2 separate regions of the Homo sapiens genome follow, and region 2 is linked to region 1. A link is an interaction called in ENCODE POLR2A ChIA-PET data of the cell type or tissue named here. Cell type or tissue: MCF 10A. All regions are shown on one strand. Links, peaks and the distances in the headings refer to the core of each region. The heading gives the core; the rest is flanking DNA. Region 1 overlaps ABHD18 (abhydrolase domain containing 18). Region 2 overlaps LARP1B (La ribonucleoprotein 1B).

Region 1 (5,384 bases), core at 151-5,150:
CACAGTTTACATAACTATTTCTATTTTAGACATTTAGCTATTTCTAATGCTTTACTGACATGTTTACTAAAGCTATACAAACATGTTTTTGTTATTTAATTTTTTCTTAGTTTTTATCCTTAGAATAAATTTCCCAGAATCAAAATCATTTTGTCAAGGGATATGATGTTTCAAAGCTCCTGATACATATGGTAAAATATGTTTTCTCAAACGGTTGAACTAATTTTCAGTCATTAGTAACAAGAGTGCCCATTTCAAAGCAGCCTCACCAGTACTGTTTTTTTTAAAATATTTGATCATTGTTGTTTTAACTCTACATTTATTACCAGCAACGTTGAACATTTCTTTATATCTGTGCACCAGTTTCATTTCTTCTTCTGTGAATAGTCTGACGTCATCTTGAAAATTAAGTTAAGAACTGTCTAAACCTCAACTGATACTGTAAATGCATTTAAAACATGATTGTTTCCTTAATAGCAAACATTTGACTTACTAATATTAAAATCTAGCATAAGTCTCCCAAGAAATGGAAGTACAATTTCTTTACTGCACAATAGAAGTACAATCCTTATGTTAATTTTTAAAAAGCATGAAATAGTCTTTCACTCCTTTTGATTCTTGCTCCTTAAGTATTTTCTGAACTGATGACTAAATTTAACTGGTTTAGAAAACTTGGTTACTATCATTCCTTTTGATGACTAAATATATCAATAAATAAACAAGGCAAAAGATTTCTTAGATATCACAAAAGGATATAATAAGGGTTTTCTAACAATAAAGAAGCCATTCGGGCTTCTTTAATCATAGGACGGGCCATTAGTGTTCGTCGCCTCCAGTAATGCTAAGGAAAGAAAAGAACACATACTCAAAAGAATATAGTAGCCACTTCTGTTAAGGAGAATATGTTAACAAATTATCTAGAGATTAAGGCATTATAATAAAGTCTTACATGATCTCCTGTTCCAGCAAGATGAATGCATACAGGTCTATATTTGCTGTTCCATTCTTTAGGCACAATAAATTGGAACCTATTTTTAAAAGCATAGACTTATCAATAAAATTCTCTTTAAAGGACTTTCAATAAAAACTTTCAGTTCTTAAAACTTTTACATTTAAATTATCTGACAGAAAAGATCAGTCGAAATTTTAACATTCAAATTGTAATTAACTAAATTAAGTTGTCCAAACGCTACAAAGATATTGTAAATCTGCTTTCTGTTAGGATATTAAAATATTCAATACAACACAAACAGAATTTATTGTCCCTATTCTTTACCTTGTTCAATATCATAACTTAATAAATACATAAAGAAATTTTCTTATCTTGTAGAGACACCACTATATATGAGTAAGTCTTAAAAGAAGTAACTATTGGCCAGGCGCGGTGGCTCACGCCTGCAATCCCAGCACTTTGGGAGGCCAATATGGGTGGATCACCTGAGGTTGAGAGTTCGAGACCAGCCTAATCAACATGGAGAAACCCCGTCGCTACTAAAAATATAAATAAAATTAGCCGGGCATGGTGGCACATGCCCGTAATTCCAGCTACTCAGGAGGCTGAGGCAGGAGAAGCGCTTAAACCCGGGAGGCAGAGGTTGCAGTGAGCCGAGATTGTGCCACTGCACTCCAGCCTGGGTGACAGAGCGAGACTCCGTCTCAAAAAAAAAAAAAAAAAAAAAAAAAAAAGGAACGGAGTCTCACTCTGTTGCCCAGGCTAGAGGGCGGTGGCATGATTTCAGCTCACTGCAACCACCGCCTCCCAGGTTCAAGTGCTTCTCCTGCCTCAGCCTCCTGAGTAGCTAGGAGTACAGGCCCACACCACTGCGCCTGGTTAATTTTTGTATTTTTAGTAGAGATGGCGTTTCACCACGTTGACCAGACTGGTCTTGAACTCCTGACCTTGTGATCCACCCGCCTCAGCCTCCCAAAGTGCTGGGATTACAGGTGTGAGCCACCATGCCTAGCCAAAAGAAATAACTCTTTAGATATAGCTCCGACTTTTTCTCTTTGCAAAAGAAATGCTTGGCTGTACAAGCTGTTGATATATCAATAAGAGTTTATGTTGTCTTTTTTTAAAACTTTTAGTATATGATAGAATCTGATTCATTAAGATGTTGATACTTACAAGTAAAGTCAATCCATGCCAGAAAACAAAAAACACAAACGCACAGATAGTTTTCTCTATTTGTCTATTTTTTTTTTTTTTTTGGAGACAGGGTCTTACTGTTGCCCAGGATGGAGTGCCGTGGCATGATCACAGCTCACTGCAGCCTTAACTTCCTGGGCTCAAGTGATCCTCCCACTTCAGCCTCCCAAGTAGCTGGGATTACAGATATCTGCTACCAAGCCCAGCTAATTTTTCATTTTTTTTAGACATGGGGTCTCGCTATGTTGCCCAGGCTGGTCTCAAACTCCTAGACTCAAGTGATCCTCCCGCCTTAGCCTCCCAAAGTGCTGGGATTACAGGCATGAGTCATTGCACCTGGCCTTTGTTTTTTTCTTATTGTAGTATTTTGGTCCTTATTTAATGTTTTATGTTTTTTCTTTTAACCTATATGACTTCTCTTTGTTTTACTCTGGTGGAATATACATTTTAACCTTTTTTTTTTTTTTTTTTTTAGAGACAAGGTCTCACTTTAGCCCATAATTGGGTGACACAATTGTGCGGTGACACAATTACAGCTCACTGCAGCCCTGACCTGCTGGGCTCAAGCAGTCCTCCCACCTCAGCCTCCCAAGCAGCTGGGACTACAGGCATGTGCTATCACGCCTGGCTAATTTCTTTATTTCTTTTTTCTTTGAGAGATGGAGTTTTGCTCTTGTTGCCCAGGCTGGAGTGCAATGGCATGATCTTGGCTCACTGCAACTTCCACCTCCCAGGTTCAGGTGATTCTCCTGCCTCAGCCTCCCAAGTAGCTGGGATTACAGGCATGTGCCACCATGCCCGGCTAATTTTGTATTTTAAGTAGAGATGCAGCTTCTCCATGTTAGTCAGGCTGGTCTTGAACAACTAATTTCTTTTAATTTTCTGGAGACAGTCTCCTTATGTTGCCCCGAATGGTCTTGAACTCCTGGGTTGAAGTGATCCTCCCGCCATGGCCTCCCAAATAACTGTGATTATGGACATGAGTCACCACACGTGTCCGTTTTAACCATTTTTAAGTGTATGATTCAGTGGCATTAAGTACAGTAACACTGTTGTGCAACCATCACTATCATCTATCTTAAAAACATTTTCATCTTCCCAAACTGATTTCTCATTTTAATTTCCTTAGCAGTTCGTATTTTAGAACTACTATCATAGTAAAAGACTGTACTCTGTCAGCTGAAGGTTTGACCTGAGGTGACTGGATTCTTAGGCAACATAAAACCTCAATTCTGAGCTGAAAACTTTGCGTGGACAGAAGGGGTAATATTACCCCTTATCCACTGTCAATAAATTGCTGAATAGAACAAAGACAGATAAATTTAGAATGGTTTAAGAATTATTTCTGTGTTGTGCTCATGGGAACTCTTAATTTTCAATCTCATAACGAGAACTGGCACTGTTAACTAACACCTTTGCTTCATTTTGCGTTCTCAGCATTGTCGAGTTTCCTGATATTTTAAAGATTTTGGGGAGATGAAAACACTTAAGAATTTTTTCAGTAGAAAGCTGGACATCTCTGCTATTATTTGTACTTTCCTTTTGTTCCATAGCAATGCATGTAGTGACTTCATTATTGGATAATAGCTTTAATAGGAATTTTTTATTGGAGTATTAACTAACTACCCACCTAATTAATTTCAGTAATCAGTGTCTCTGCTCAAATTCGACTATCTTCTAACAGTCTTCCCCAGTGTCCCATGATGAATGGGTACAGGCCATGTGACTCCTCTGCCACAGCTGACTGGGTCAAGCATAAGCCAAATTAGGGCAATGAGATTTGCTCTTTTGGTAATATGGAATTGGGACAGACTATAGTTAGATTCTGTTGAGCTTTTGGATATGAAAGCTCTGTGGGGCTGTGGTAGCTATGTTTTGTTAGCTGTATGAGAAATGAGGAGGCCAGACTGCCCATGACATAGACATAGGGCATAAAGCAGAGACAAGAGACTGTGCAACAGGGAAGAAGATGAGATAAGGGAAGTATCCTCTTGGATCTTCATGGCTTCCCATTTCCCGCTTCTAAAATCTCATGAGGTAGAAAATGCACACAGGAGGTCCGCCTCAGTGGCTCATGTCTATAATCCTAGTGCTTTGGGAGGCCAAGGTGGGAGGATCTCTTGAGGCTAAGAGTTCAAGACCTTATCTCTGCAAAACTGAAAATAAAAAATATTAGCTGGATGTGCTGGAACATTCCTGTAGTCCCAGCTACTCAGGAGGCCAATGCAAGAGGATCACTGGAGCCCAGAAATTTAAGGCTGCAGTGAGCTGTGATCAGGCCACTGTATTCCACCCTAGGTGACAGAGTGAGACCCTGTCTCTTAAAAAAAGAAAAAGAAAGAAAAATGCATACAAGTTGATTTGCTTTTCATTCCTTTACTGGCATGATGGCAATAGCAACAGCATTTAAAGGAATAATAAACTAGATGACCTCTATAGGCCTTTCTCAATTCCAGCTACCTATGAATCTAAGTAATAGGAAATCAGCTGATGATAGCACAAATAGGGCAGGAAACAACAAACAGACTTTATACCAAAGTTTCAACATGTTTTGGATATGTACAATTTTTTTTTGAGACAGAGTCTCACTGGTTGCAAAAGCCGGAGTGCAGTGGTATGATCACAGCTCACTGCAACCTCCACCTCCCAGGTTCAAGTGATTCTCCTGCCTCATCCTCCCAAGTAGCTGGGATTACAGGCGTGTGCCACCATGCCCAACTAATTTTTTGTATTTTTAGTAGCGACAGGTTTCGCCATGTTGGCCAGGCTGGTCTTGAACCCCTGACCTCAAGTGATCCACCCGCCTTGGCCTCCCAAAGTGCTGGGATTACAGGTGTGAGCCACTGCGCCTGGCCTCATGTATAATTTTTGTTTTGTTTTGTTTTGTTTTTTGAGACGGAGTCTCATTCTGTCGCCCAGGCTGGAGTGCAATGGCGCAATCTCAGCTCACTGCAACCTCCACCTCCGGGCTCAAGTGATTCTCCTGCCTCAGCCTCTCGAGTAGCTGGGATTACAGGCACACACCACCACAACCAGCTAATTTTTGTATTTTTAGTAGAGACGAGGTTTCGCCATGTTGCCCAGGCTGGTCTCGAACTCCTGACCTCAGGTGATCCACCCGCCTTGGTCTCCCAAAGTGCTGGGATTACAGGCGTGAACCACTGCGCCCGGCTCTCACGTATAATTTTTAACAAGGAGCTAAACATAAATTTACTGAATAAACCTTATTACTAAGATG
Region 2 (5,384 bases), core at 57-5,056, 68 kb before region 1:
ATACAAAAAGGAAAGTCTAATAGTTCAGAAATGTTACAAAAGCAAATGAGTTACCTCTGCAGATTGTTTATCCTGAAGAAATACAAACTATACATTTTTGACTACCAGAGATCAGTTAATGAAATGTAATTCCTCATTACAACTTTCTTCAAAAACTAAAATCAAAATAAAGATATGGACAAACTGACCTCTCTTACGTTGATTACTTGACTGAGCCTCATCCTCACTGACGTTTTCACCAGGACCATTTAATTTTGTTTCCCGGTTTTCTTTGCTGTCACTGTTACTTCTCTTTTCAACCTTCTCTTCTTTTTCTTTTCTATTTTGTGGCTTTTTATTTCCTTGGCTGAGGACGCTCTGAAACTGCAAAAAGGTTTTCAGAATGAAATGATTTCCATTAATATTTTCACTAACATACCCAAAAATTTGTGGCAATATACCTAACCTAAAATTGCAAAACAAATGACAAAAACTGTTATCAAAGGCAAAAAATTACTTTTCAAAAGACAGTTAAAAGTAAAGCTGCAGACTAGGAGAAAGTATTTGCTAAGTATTTGATAAAGAACTTTTACCTCAAATACATATGAACTTTCAAAACTCAGTAACAACAAATCAATACCACTTTTTTTTTTTGCAGGGGCGGGGGCGGGAGGACAGAGTCTCACTTTGTTGCCCAGGCTGGAGTGCAGTGGCACGATCTCGGCTCACTGCAGCCTCCACCTCCTGGGTTCAAGCAATTATCCTGCCTCAGCCTCCCTAGTAGCTGGTATTACAGGCACATGTCACCACACCTGGCTAACTCTTTTTTTTTTTTAAGTAGAGAGGGGGTTTCGCCATGTTGGTCAGGCTGGTCTCGAACTCCTAACCCCAAATGATTCACCGTCCTCAGCCTCCCAAAGTGCTGCGATACACGCATGACCCATTGCACCCAGCCTTCCATTTTTTTAAATGGGCAGATTGATCACATACTTCATCAAAAAGATACACTGATGGCAAATCTATGAAAAGATTATTGCATTCATTCATCAGAAAAATGCAAATTAAAACTGCAATGGGATACCACTCCTCATTTATTAGAATGGCTAAAATATTTTTTGAAACTTGACCATATTATCGGTGAGTAAAGATGGGTTCGGTGGCTCACACCTGTAATCCTAGCACTTTGGGAAGCCAAGGCAGGTAGATCACTTGAGCTCAGGAGTTTGAGACCAGCCTGGGCACATGACGAAACCCCATCTCTACAAAAAATACAAAAAAATTAGCCAGGCGTGGTGGTGCATGCCTATAGTCGCAGCTACTTATGGGGCTGAGGTGGGGGGGTCACTTGAGCCCAGGAGGTCAAGACTGCAATGAGCTGAGATCATGCCACTGTACTCCAGCCTGGGTGACAAAGTGAGACCCGGTCTCACACACACACACAAAAAAGAGAGTGAGTGAAGATGTGGAGTAACTGGAATTCATGTACACTGCTGATAGAAGTGCAAACTCAGCAGTTTCTTAAAAAGCTAAAACAGGTAGCTACTAAGTGATCCAACCTAGTTACATATCCAAGAAAAAATGAAAAATTTTCTACACAAACGTTCATATAGCAGTTTTATTTGTATCAACCAAAACGTAAAATTAATCCAAATGTCCATTAACAATAGGTGAATGGACAAACTGTGTTACATCCATACTACTCAGTAAGAAAAAAGAATGAACTGCTGACACACAAGTAAATCTCAAAATAATGCTGAGTACAAGCCAGGAAAAAAAAGAGTACCTACTCAATGCTTCCACATATATAAAATTCTAGAAAATGCAAATCTCAAATATAAGATTACCTCTTAAGAATACAACGAGATGAGGCTGGGCGCAGTGGCTCACGCCTGTAATCCCAGCACTTTGGGAGGCCAAGGTGGGTGGATCACCTGAGGTCAGGAGTTCGAGACCAACATGGCGAAACCCTGTCTCTACTAAAAATACAAAAATTAGCCAGATGTGGTGGTGCGTGCCTGTAATACCAGCTACTCAGGAGGCTGAGGCAGGAGAATCACTTAAACCCGGGAGGCGGAGGTTGCAGTGAGCTGAAATCCCACCACTGTACTCCAGCCTGGGCGACAGACCAAGACTCTGTCTCAAAAAAAGAATATAACCAGATGAGGGAAATGTGATGAATTAAATTAGGTTATCTGAAAAGCGGGTAAACTATCAAAAGGATAGCTGCCACGTTTTCAGCACCTCTTTATCAATGTATGTGATTTTATACAAATATAAAAATTTGATTACAATTTATAATATGTCTTCATTATTAAAGAAATAATAGGCGAGGTATGGTGGCTAACGCCTATAATCCCAGCACTTTGGGAGGCTGAGGCGAGCCAATTGCTTGAGCTCAGGAGTTTGATACCAGCCTGGGCAACATGACCAAACCCCCATCTCTACAAAAAGTTTAAAAATCTCCCAGTGTGGTGGCACACACCTGTAGTCCCAGTCACTTGGGAGGCAAAGGTGGAGGATCACCTGAGCCTGGAAGGCCAAGGCTGCAGTGAGCTGTGATCACATCACTGCACTCCAGCCTGGGTAATGGAGTGAGACCCTATCTCAAAGGAAAAAAAAAAAAAGAAAAGAAAGAAAGAAATAATAGGTTAGGTTAAGCTTCCCATGAGTAAAGCTTAAGACAACAAGTTCATTACCAATGTTACTGGCAGCATCGAAGAATAACTGCAAATTAAAGTAACAAAATGTAATCTTCTTGATGAATCAAGTTTTTAAATCTGTTCCTCAGCCAGAATGGTAGCTCATACTGTAATCTCAACATTTTGGGAGGCTGAGGCAGGAGGATCACTTGAGCTCAGGAGTTGGAGACCAGCAAAATCCTGTCTCTATGAAAAATACAAAAATTAGCTGTGCACAGTGGTGCGTGCCTGTAGTCCCAGCTACTCTGGAGGTCGAGGTAGGAAGATCACCTGAGCCTAGCAGTTTGAGGCTACAATGAGCTGTGATCACACCACTGCACTCCAGCCTGGAGACAGAGCAAGACCCTGTCTCAAAAAAATAAAAAAAATCTGTCCCCCAGTATGACAATTCTTTACATTTTAAGTAAAATAAAATTCTGCATGTCGAAATGAATACATTTTCCTTTCTTTAAAAAAAAAAACTTTAAAACAATACTCACTCCAGTGTTCACTAATTCACTTGGTGTTGGCCAATTCTCCATATCACTGAAATCACTAGCCTAAGAAGTAACAAATAAGTGTTAGGTCTGAAATTACTTTTAGAAATTTTAAGCAGGAAAAAAACATTTTCTAAAAGTGAAAGGAGTTTTAAATAATCATTTATATTCAGTTATATGCAGGCATCTGCCAAATTAATCAAAAAGTTTCTGCAAACAATAGAACATTTTGAAATAAGAATGGCTTAATCTTATGATAAAACTTTCACCACTATTTAATAACATTAAATTGAGTTATACATGATAACAAAGGCATATATAGAGATTTGGATAAAGGTTATGATTTTCCATAATATTAACTTTAATCTAATACCAATAATACAATTAGAAGAAAAATACACTTATAATAACCTAAGAGTTCTTAGCCTCAATTTTCAAAAATCAATACAGTTAAGAACTATTTCCTATGAAGACATACCTTGTTGGATTTCTTTGTCTTGAGCTTTCCTGCCTTTATAATTTTGAGGGAACCGAATTCTAAAGAAAATATATAGAATTGTTTTTACAACTACTTCATTCAATAAATTCAACAAAATAACTATTATGTCAATTTCAGTAAATCAGTATAATCATCATTTCCAACCAAAATCCAAGGTTCTGAGACTTAAATTCCTAGCAAAAAATCAACCCCATTTGACACATAGATTCAAGGTGATCTTCAGTCTCCAAATCAAGAAGTAAGAAATATTAACAGTGTTGCCGGGCGGGGTGGCTCACGCCTGTAATCCCAGCACTTTGGGAGGCCGAGGTGGGTGGATCACCTGAGGTCAGGAGTTCGAGACCGGCCTGACCAACATGGAGAAACCCCGTCTCTACTAAAAATACAAAATCAGCCGGGCACAGTGGCACATGCCTGTAATCCCAGATACTCAGGAGGCTGAGGCAGGAGAATCGCTTGAACCTGGGAGGCAGAGGATGCGGTAAGCTGAGATCTTGCCATTCCACTCCAGCCTGGGCAACAAGAGCAAAACTCCACCACAAAAAACAAAAAAAAACACAGCGTATTACACTGAACTGACAGAACAATCCTCTCATTAACAGAATATAGGCTGGGCCTGGTGGCTCACACCTGTAATCCCAGCACTTCGGGAGGCCAAGATGGGCGGATCACTGGAGTCAGGAGTTTGAGACCAGCCTGGCCAACATGGTGAAACCCCATCTCTACTAAAAATAGAAAAATTAGCCCAGTGTGGTAGCACATGCCCATAGTCCCAGCTACTCAGAAGGCTGAGGCAGGAGAATCGCTTGAACCTGGGAGGTGGAGGTTGCAGTGAGCCTAGATTGCACCACTGCACTCCAGCTGGGGCGACAGAGCTAGACTCTGTCCAAAAAAAAAAAAAAAAAAAAAAAAAAAAAAAAAAAAACGACAACAATATAACAGGAGAAAATTACAAATACAACTTTTTTTTTTTTGAGACAGAGTCTCTTTATTTCTCTCATGCTGTTTGCTGTTGGTAAGAGTATGAGGTAGTATTTCTTTCTTTCTTTCTTTTTTTTTTTTTTTTTTTTTTTTTTTTTGAGACGGAATCTTCTCACTCTGTCGCCCAGGCTGGAGTGCAGTGGCGCAATCTTGGCTCACTGCAACCTCCCCCTCCGGGGTTCAAGCCATTCTCCTGCCTCAGCCTCCCAAGCAGCTGGGATTACAGGCGCCTGCCACCATGCCTGGCTAATTTTTTTGTATTTTTAGGAGAGACAGGGTTTCACCATTTTAGCCAGGCTGGTCTCAAACTCCTGACCTCAAGTAATCCGCCCACCTCGGCCTCCCAAAGTGCCAGGATTACAGGCATGAGCCACGGCGCCCAGCCAAGGTAGTATATCTTTCAAGGGTAATCTGTCATCTAAAATGTATATAACTTTTAATAAAAGAATTCCATTTTCAGGAAATTATCTAGGAATCAAGAAAAGGTACAAAGATGTCCATATAGGATGTTCAGTGCAACTTTGTTGATAATCCTATTTAAACAGTCTCTACGTAATAATACACAGAATACTATATAACTTTTAGAAATCAGACAAAGCTGTATATGTATTGACATGGAAAGAAGTCCACCAGGTTTTAAATATAATTTTATATATACAGGCCAGGCTCAGTGGCTCACACCTGTAATCCAAACAGCTTTGGGAGGCCAAGGCAGGCAGATCTCTTGAGGCCAGGAGTTCAAGACCAGCC

Evidence for each region. Peaks named below come from ENCODE experiments on the same cell type or tissue, not always from the same donor. Only the 100,000 strongest peaks of a DNase experiment are listed, where the experiment ranks them.
Region 2: POLR2A ChIA-PET joins it to region 1 with 5 read pairs; 8 of 35 experiments call an interaction of 5 or more read pairs at or near these places.

Annotation. Positions count from the first base shown.
Region 1 is chr4:128,004,564-128,009,947 of GRCh38, reverse strand. ABHD18 (abhydrolase domain containing 18) reads right to left here. Exons shown (of 13, transcript NM_001358451.3): 5 at 950-1,028; 6 at 757-841. Among named protein-coding and RNA genes, the nearest start is that of ABHD18, 42 kb to the right of the region's middle. In MCF 10A, for the core only: no CTCF peak of the experiment used is centred there; a DNase peak (open chromatin) is centred at 3,127.
Region 2 is chr4:128,072,767-128,078,150 of GRCh38, reverse strand. LARP1B (La ribonucleoprotein 1B) reads right to left here. Exons shown (of 20, transcript NM_018078.4): 2 at 3,633-3,691; 3 at 3,158-3,217; 4 at 189-363. The coding sequence starts at 3,199. Among named protein-coding and RNA genes, the nearest start is that of LARP1B, 14 kb to the right of the region's middle. In MCF 10A, for the core only: no CTCF peak of the experiment used is centred there; no DNase peak of the experiment used is centred there.